2 separate regions of the Homo sapiens genome follow, and region 1 is linked to region 2. A link is a contact called in ENCODE Hi-C or POLR2A ChIA-PET data. All regions are on one chromosome and are shown on one strand. The core of a region is the stretch at or near the end of the contact, and the rest is flanking DNA. Distances in the headings are between cores, read along the strand shown. Region 1 has its middle 19 kb from the start of ARID5A. Region 2 holds the start of ITPRIPL1 (ITPRIP like 1).

Evidence for each region. Hi-C counts contacts between places; a loop is a spot of excess contacts on that map. ChIA-PET counts read pairs that join two places held with the same protein, here RNA polymerase II (POLR2A). Pooled maps may share reads with other maps.
Region 1: a loop to region 2 is called in a pooled map, with 2.1 times the contacts of the local background. The contact joins the enhancer-like site here to the promoter of ITPRIPL1 in region 2. A Hi-C loop is called at or near these places in 6 of 50 pooled maps. POLR2A ChIA-PET finds 5 or more read pairs at or near these places in 4 of 52 experiments (BJ, RWPE1, activated CD4-positive, alpha-beta T cell and 1 more).

Annotation. Positions count from the first base shown.
Region 1 is chr2:96,553,476-96,557,263 of GRCh38, reverse strand. No RefSeq gene overlaps it. Among named protein-coding and RNA genes, the nearest start is that of ARID5A, 19 kb to the right of the region's middle. RefSeq lists an enhancer at 2,930-3,455. Within about 2 kb of position 2,348, at least 7 of the 41 ENCODE cell types and tissues checked have a DNase peak (open chromatin) inside an H3K27ac peak, as active enhancers do.
Region 2 is chr2:96,323,780-96,327,964 of GRCh38, reverse strand. ITPRIPL1 (ITPRIP like 1) reads right to left here and starts at 2,648. Exons shown (of 3, transcript NM_001008949.3): 1 at 2,400-2,648; 2 at 2,116-2,218; 3 at 1-1,323. The coding sequence starts at 2,125. RefSeq lists an enhancer at 1,961-2,461 and a silencer at 2,484-2,733.

The DNA.
Region 1 (3,788 bases), core at 1,099-3,598, 230 kb before region 2:
ACAGGAGCTGTGGCTAAGATGTGGCAGTGAGGTCAGGACCTACATCAGACAGACCATCATCAGGCACGATTAGATCATCATGCATGTAGACAGAGATGGCAACTAAGTGGCTGGTGAGCCTCCGCACCGCTGCCTGTGGCCTTGGCAGACATTACTAATCAATTGCATCACTGTCACACTGAGTCAGCCCCAAGCTGCAGACAGCCACCATCAGTCAAAGTTGATACCTGGGGGGAAGTGACTTGCCATACTTGACTCAGATGCTGACAGGATCCAAAGTTCAGTGTGACTGTGAGTCAGAAGCCAGGCGGGAGAGCGGGAATGTTAAAAAGCAGTGAGGTAAAGGGCAGGGCACGGGGCGGTCAGGCTGGTAGAGCAGAACTGCTGGTGGGGAAGGAGGTGATGATCCACATTCATCAGAACTTTAGTTTACAGAGCACTTTCACTAAATGCCCACCACTCTTGAGGTAGGAGTGACTCATTTCCATATCACAGGTGAGGGAATGGAGGCCAAGAGAAGGGTATGCACCTGGCGTCACCCAGCACAGCAGCTACTGTCTTGGTCTACGGAAGACACACCTCCTCTGAGGTAACAGCCTCAGAGGTTACCGGGTAAGCAGAGGCCTCAGATAAGATTCTCCCCTCACAATGCATCCTGAAGCGGGACCCCAGGGAGAGAAGGCAGTTGGAGCTGAGTCGGCAGTGCGTGCTGTTAGGTGATTGACCCCTGGCTGGGGGCGGGGGGAGCCCTGATGTGTAGCACGTGCTGATTTCTTTCTTTTCTTTCTTCCTTTTTTTTTTTTGACAGTCTCACTCTGTCGCCCAGGCTGGAGTGCATGGCACGATCTTGGCTCACTGCAACCTCTGCCTCCCAGGTTCAAGTGATTCTCCTGCCTCAGCCTCCGGAGTAGCTGGGATTACAGGCGCCTGCCACCACGCCCGGCTAATTTTTGTATTTTTAGTAGAGACGGGGTTTCACCATGTTGGCCAGGCTGGTCTTGAACTCCTGACCTCAGGTGATCTGCCTGCCTCGGCCTCCCAAAGTGCTGGGATTACAGGCGTGAGACATAGCGCCTGGCCAAAAATTCTGGTTTTTAAAGAGAAGCCTGATACCCACATTTTTATGTGAAATCTGATTTTTAAATTCTGGCAACTATTTAAAAACATTTAGCTGGCTGCCGTGACATGCACCTGTAGTCCCAGCTGCTTGGGAGGCTGAGGTGGGAGGACTGCTTGAGTCCAGGAGTTTGGGTGCTGCAATGCATGATGGTCTTGCCTGTGAATAGCCACAGCACCACTCCAGCCTGGGTGACACTGCAAGACCCCATCTCTTAAAAAAAAAAATTAAACACATCTCAGGCCACTGTCAGCAGCCTCTGTTGTTTGTTTTTTTGAGACAGAGTTTCACTCTTGTAGCCCAGGCTGGAGTGCAATGGCACAATCTCAGCTCACTGCAACCTCCGCCTCCTGGGTTCAAGTGATTCTCCTGCCTCAGCCTCCCTGGTAGCAGGAACTACAGGTGCATGCCATCACGCCCGGCTGATTTTTGTATTTTTAGTTGAGATGGGGTTTTGCCATGTTAGCCAGGCTGGTGTCGAATTCCTGACCTCAGGTGATCTGCCTGTTTTGGCCTCCCAAAGTTCTAGGATTACAGGCATGAGCCATCGCACCTGGCCCACCCTCTGGTTTTGAGGGTAAACCTTTGCTGAGTGGTGGAGGTCTCTCACTTCCCTGCCTGGGCTCCCAGTTGCCCCTCTGCTTCCTCCCCTGCCAGCCCATGGCTGTGCCCACCCTGAGACCACTCCCTCAGCTCCCTCCAGTGCAGGTCGCTTCTCCACGCTGTCCCGAGGTGGGGGTTGCTGCCAGCCCATGTTGCTGCCCCTGCATCGTGGCCTTGCTGTGGACCCCGAGCCCCTCCTCCCCACTTCTTGCCTGACCTTGGCACAAAGGCGGTGACTCCAAGGATTCCCACGCCCCAGCCCCTTCGTTCCTTGGCCTGCTCTCCTCCACTCACTCCCACGAGTGCACCCAGGTACAGGGAACGTCAGCCATGCCTCTTATCCCCAGGCCACCTCCTTGAGTCCTGCGGTTCTCGGAGCCCCACTGCGCTGCATCAGTCCCGCCAACCGTCCTTGGCTCCCCGCACCCAGCCTGGACTCCAGGCCTTCCACTGGCCTGGCTCCCTGCACTCGCCTCAGCTCCCTGTCCCGCTCTGCTGTGCCAGACTGTCCCGGCCCAGTGCCTCCTCGGTGGAACCTGACTCTCCCCTACTCCGAATCGTCACACAGCTTGTGGCCTGGTCCCGCCGAAACCCAAAACCCGTGCCACCAACCTCAGGTGGAACCTAGTGCTTCCCAGAGGCCCCAGGGCATGGCGGTGCTCCCGTCTGAGATCACTCATTCTCGTCCCCTCCTCCCCTCAACCTCAGGTCTCCAGCCCTGGTACTTGTCCTCAGTCTCTGCTCACTGAGGAATCAGAGGCACTGACGGGACCCCACCATTCAGGCGGGTTGTGAGCCAGGACGCTACCCTCCGAGAATCGGGTACAGCTAGTACCGGGCTGTGGGGCACTGGGCCCAGAGGGTGCCCTGGAAGCATGACTACATCCGGCTCTAGCATCTGTGCCAAAGCAGGGTCCCCTGCGTCCTGCCCAGGGCGCCCACCTGCCCAGGACAGACGTCCCACGGGAAGTGCATTCTTCAGATCGGCCTCCAGAGGGCGCCGTGATCGCAGCGCTGAGCTGCCTGCCCTCAAGTCCTGCTGACGGGCCGCCTGCCCATCTTTGTGCCAGGGCCAGGCCAATGTTGCTTCGTAGATGAAGGGCACCCTGCCCCATGCTGGGCAGGACCCTGCACACAACAGGGTCACCTCCCCTTTTATCCAGGCAGGGGATCCGACCCCAGTGATCTGTGGCCCAGCACCCAGGGCCTGGAGGGTGGGCAGAACTCAGCTCCTCCCTTCTTTTTTTTTTGAGACCGAGTTTTGCTCGTTGCCCAGGCTGGAGTGCAGTGGCGCAGTCTCGGCTCGCTGCAACCTCTGCCTCCCGAGTTCAAGTGATTCTCCTGCCTCAGACTCCCAAGTACCTGGGATTACAGGTGCCCGCCACCATGCCTGGCTAATTTTTGTAGTTTTTGTACAGATGGAGTTTCACCATCTTGGCCAGGCTGGTCACAAACTCCTGACCTCAGGTGATCCACCCCCCTTGGCCTCCCAAAATGCTGGGATTACAGGTGTTAGCCACTGCACCCAGCCCCTCCCCGTTCTTTATCATCCACTGAGCCTCCACAGCTCGGAGAGATGGACTGCACACGGGCGCATGTGGCAGTGCGGAGCTCAGGGCTGGTCACTCCAGGTGCTCAGGCTGACATCTTGGCATCTCTCAGAAGGAAAGAGGTGGAAGGTTGGGAGATGCCCCTGCAGAGCCTGAGTGCTCTCAACAGCAGGGAGCACCACTCTTTGCCCCTCCACCCGTCACAGGCCTCGCTTGGAAGGTGCCTGAGCTCTCCTCCACAGGCTGCTCCTGAAGGAGGTGGCCAGGGGCAGGGGCTGGATAGGGTGCCCTTTTGGCCTGGCCACCCACTCCCTGGTGCCAGGCATGCTGCACGTTCCCTGGTCTGGGTTCTGTCATCGTGGATGGTAGCCTTGGGCAAGCAAGACCCTGCCCATCCCCGGCCTTGGCCTCTCTACCTGCAACCTATGGGGGCCCTTCCCATGGCCGGAGTTCATGAGCATCCCAGCCCCAGCGGCCAGGGTAAGTTCCAGTGGTGCGTGTCACCCACTGACCTGCTC
Region 2 (4,185 bases), core at 1,399-3,898:
TGAGGATGGGGCGGGATGCTCCATGGGGTAAGCTCTGATGCTGCCGGAGACTTAAAATGATCTGGAGGCACTTGAGGTGACAGGTGTTCTCGGGGGCAAAGCGCCCCACCAGCTTCAGGAACAGGTGCTCACAGGCCACAAAGGACTCAGGCCAGTCCACACTGGTGAGCTGCTCCTGGTCAGGAGCCTGACTCACCAGGTAGACCAAGGTGTCTTCTCGTTGCACCCCCAGGACCAAGTGGATTGAGAGAAAGCGGCCTGAGCGATAGTCCAGCCGGAGCTTGCAGGAGGTGGTAGACGGTGGGAGACTGAGTTTAAAGTCATACTTGTGGGCCACAAGGGCCCAGGCATTGCCCATCATGTTCCGGAACCACTGCACAGTCTTGCACACGTCTAGGTGGAAGCCGGTGCAGAGAGCTGCCTTGATGGAGCTACTACACTTCCCCAAGACTGCCGAGGGGTCCCTGTGGTGGTGCACCAGGCACAGCACGTCCCCTAGGAGTTTCTCACGCTTGCACACACATTCTGACTCCACCAGCACACAGCCACAGCGGCGGCCCAGGGCTGGGTCCCTCATCTCCAGGACAAACATGGTGCCCTGTGGGGGGACAATGGGCACCAGGATATCAAATTTCTGGGTCTCATGGAGGGTTCCCCATTTCTCAAAGGCAGCCCCGATGCCCAGGCAGTCTTCCAATTGTGGGTGAGCCTCTTGGCGGCTGAGCACCCGACAGGCCTCAATGAGATCATCCACAAAACTCTCCACAAACTCACAGGTGCAGGGCAGGTCACGGATGGCATTTTGGACATAGTGTTTGTAAAAGGAGTCCAGGGCCTCCTGGGAGGGGAAGTCAGTAAGCCAGTTGTAAGAGGTGACAGGGACAACACGGACTTCCTCCTCCTCCTCCTCACTGCTGGAATCAAAGGCCGGTTCATGCTGCATGTTCTGTCGCAGGAGCTCAAAGACGAGAAAAAGGCAAAAGAGGCCAGTGTTCCACAGGTTTCCCAGCATCCAGCCCAGAGGCCCTTCCTGGCCATCGGCCTGGAACGGCCACCCCATGTCTTTCTTCCCCAGCACTAACTGGTCACTGGATGTGTCTCCTGTCCAGAAGTTCTCTGCCTTCTGCCTCTGCTCAGCGGCTCGCTTTCTCTCTTCAAACTCCATCTCTAGCAGGCGCATCTCCTCACTCATTCGCTTCTCCAGCTGCCGACTCCTGGCTAATGTGTCCAGGTCCATCCGATCACTGACCATCAGAGGGTGGTGAACAACATACATCACTGCCAAGAACAGCAGGCTTATCACAGCCATGGAGGCCTCTGCATCTGGAGAAGTAGGAGAGTAGGAGTCAGTGGTCATCTTCCAGACTTATCTGCTCTCTAGCTCACATTCCCCAGAGCCCTGGTACCCCAAATTCTGAAAATCAGCTACTCAGGAGGAACAGAAAGCCCACAGAGCTTGGCTTGGACACAGCAAGGGTGGTCGGCCTGGGAGGAGGTTCGAGAGAAAAGAGGGCGAAAGGATGTGCCACTCAGTCTCTCTCCTGCTTTCCTTCCACATGGTGTGGGTGGTATTTAGGCTTCCAGAAAGTGTACATGGGACTGTTTTCATTCCTGTGTAGGATGGGGAGGGGGACCCTTGTGGTAGGGTGGCCTCACCCGACTCCTCAGTCAACCATGGGCACCAGATATGACCTGCTGATCCCAGAGGCTCCCTTTTATAGCCAGAAAGCCCTGAACCTGCCTGGGTGACACCTTTCCTCTGCCCCGGCAGCCAGTTGTAGCATTCCACTTCCTCTGTGACTTCACAGTCTTCATTCTGCTCACCCAGTATGAAGTGAGCCTCATCACTCAGCCTCTCCCTCTCTGCCCAGGGAGCGCAAGAGAGGCACAGTGCCGCCAGCTGCTTGCTACGGTGCCCTCTCTGCTCCTAAGGGGCTAGTGGATACCCCGTGTGTGGGCAGGCTAGCTTCACTTCTTAGTTCAGAAAACTGTCTGCAGAACCAGGTGCCCAAGGCCTACCTGACAGCCGGCAGTGGTCAGTTCCACTGCCTCCCCACCCACCCGTGAAGCCCGAGCTTCTGCCACTCACCCTAATTCACAAGCTACCGCGCTTACCAACATTCATGAAGGACTATGCCGTGTGGACGCTGAAGCCAGCTGGGCCTATCCTCCCTTTGGAACTTGGCCTTGCTTCGTCTCCCCGCCCTCTCTAGGAGCCCTGTTAAAATGTACAAGGTACCTGGGGGCTTTGGCTCAAATCGGAACCCGACCCTCCCCCCATTCATAACTTCCCCAAATTCCACGCCCAGAGATTTGTACTCTCACCCGCCTATCCGTAGGAGGCCAAGGGCCCATCCTACCTCGGGATGTCTCCCGGGACCCAGGGCCAGGTTACTCACCGTCAGTGTTAGTAGGAACACGATCTTAAAGAGACAGCGCGGCCTGACCGCCACTGCTTTTTTCCCGGCAGGGTGGGGGCGTCCGGTTCATCGCTGGGGCCGCCCGCGGGAGTGGCCCTGCTCCCCTTTCCTGGGTTATAGACCATGCTTGTCCGAGCGTCTGAACGTCTGGCTGAGCGCGGTGGGCCCCTACGACCCCCAGCACGCGGCTCCGAGGGCGCCCGCGCGCCGCAGCCGCTCCCGCCGTCCGGGCTCCTCCCCGCCCACCCAGTACAAGCTCCTCCCCGCCCAAACCCCCGTGGCCCAGCGTGCAGGGGCAGCGGCCTCCCCACACCGGGTCTCTGTCCGCACCGAGGCCCCCGTGGGTTTGCTGGGAGAGTGGAGGGGCCGTGGCCACACACTCTCCGCTGCTCGGCCTCCCTGGGGTGGCAAATGGGGCACCGCCGTGCCTGCTGTCAGCTGCACTCAGCTCAGTTCAGTGGAGAACAGACTTACTAGGATTCGGGTGTAAGGATGATGGTGGCAAAACTAGGAATTGACCGAGAAAAGCCATTCTCACTTCGGGCTGGCCCTGAGCAAAATGGCACACGAAATAAGATGTGGTTTCAGCACCCTAAATGTGCTTCCCTCCCAGCCCACGCCCAGACTCAGGCATCTTTCCCCAACCCCTTTCTCATATCAAAGTGACTCTCATGAAAGAACAGACAGCACCCAAAGACCTTACTTGGGGCCTTGCTTGCTACTCACTGGCCACGTGGGAGTAAGAATCCTACCTACAGGGCAGCTCTGCTGATACATGGGTGTATAAAGGAGAACTTTATACGGTGTGGAGGCTGGACAAGCTTTATCACACCTTAAGAAACACAACAGAATGGGTTTCCTGAAAGGGATCTTCAGATATCAGAAAGAGCCCTTAGTCTTCCTGTCTTGTGTCAGCTATCCAAGAAGAAAAGGAAGTGATGACCCCTTGATACTAACTCACTAAAATCCCTCTGCTGAAAGACAAGTTTCAGGGTTTTTATTTGTTTGTTTGTTTTTGAGAAAGAGTTTCGCTCTGTCACCCAGGCTGGAGTGTAGTGGCACCATCTTGGCTCACTGCAGCCTACCCGCCCCAGGTTCCAGTGATTCTCCTGCCTCAGCCTACTGAGTAGCTGGGACCACAGGTGTATGCCACCATGTCCAGCTAATTTTTGTATTTTTAGTAAAGACGGGGTTTCACCATGTTGGCCATGCTGGTCTCGAACTCCTGACCTCAGGTGATCTGCCCGCCTCGGCCTCCCAAAATGCTGGGATTATATGTGTAAGCCATCACACATGGCTGGGTTTCAGGTCTTCTTATCCAGTGGCAATGTGTAGGGAGCTCCCAAACAACTTGTACAATACTTCCAAGAATACTGACTTATTTAATTGTGGAGCAGGAAAAACTGTCTGCTAGCTGACAATGACTGAAGTTCCAAAGTTACTTTTTATAAATGTGAATTATGAAAAATAGATCACAGGTTATTGAGCATTCATGCATTTGGAGCAGTAATAATGAAAGTCTCTTATCTTTTCACTTATGACATGATGTCAGGATGCAAAATATATGCTTCAGAGTGTGCAAAAACGATAATGTTTAAGACCATGTGTTTTAAAGTTGTATTATTTTAATTAACAAATAATAATTGTACATATTCATAGGGTGCACAGTCATGTTTCATACATACAATGTATAATTTCAGATTAGGGTAATTAGCATATCCATCATCTCAAACATTTATCATTTCTTTGTGTTGGGAAGGTTCAA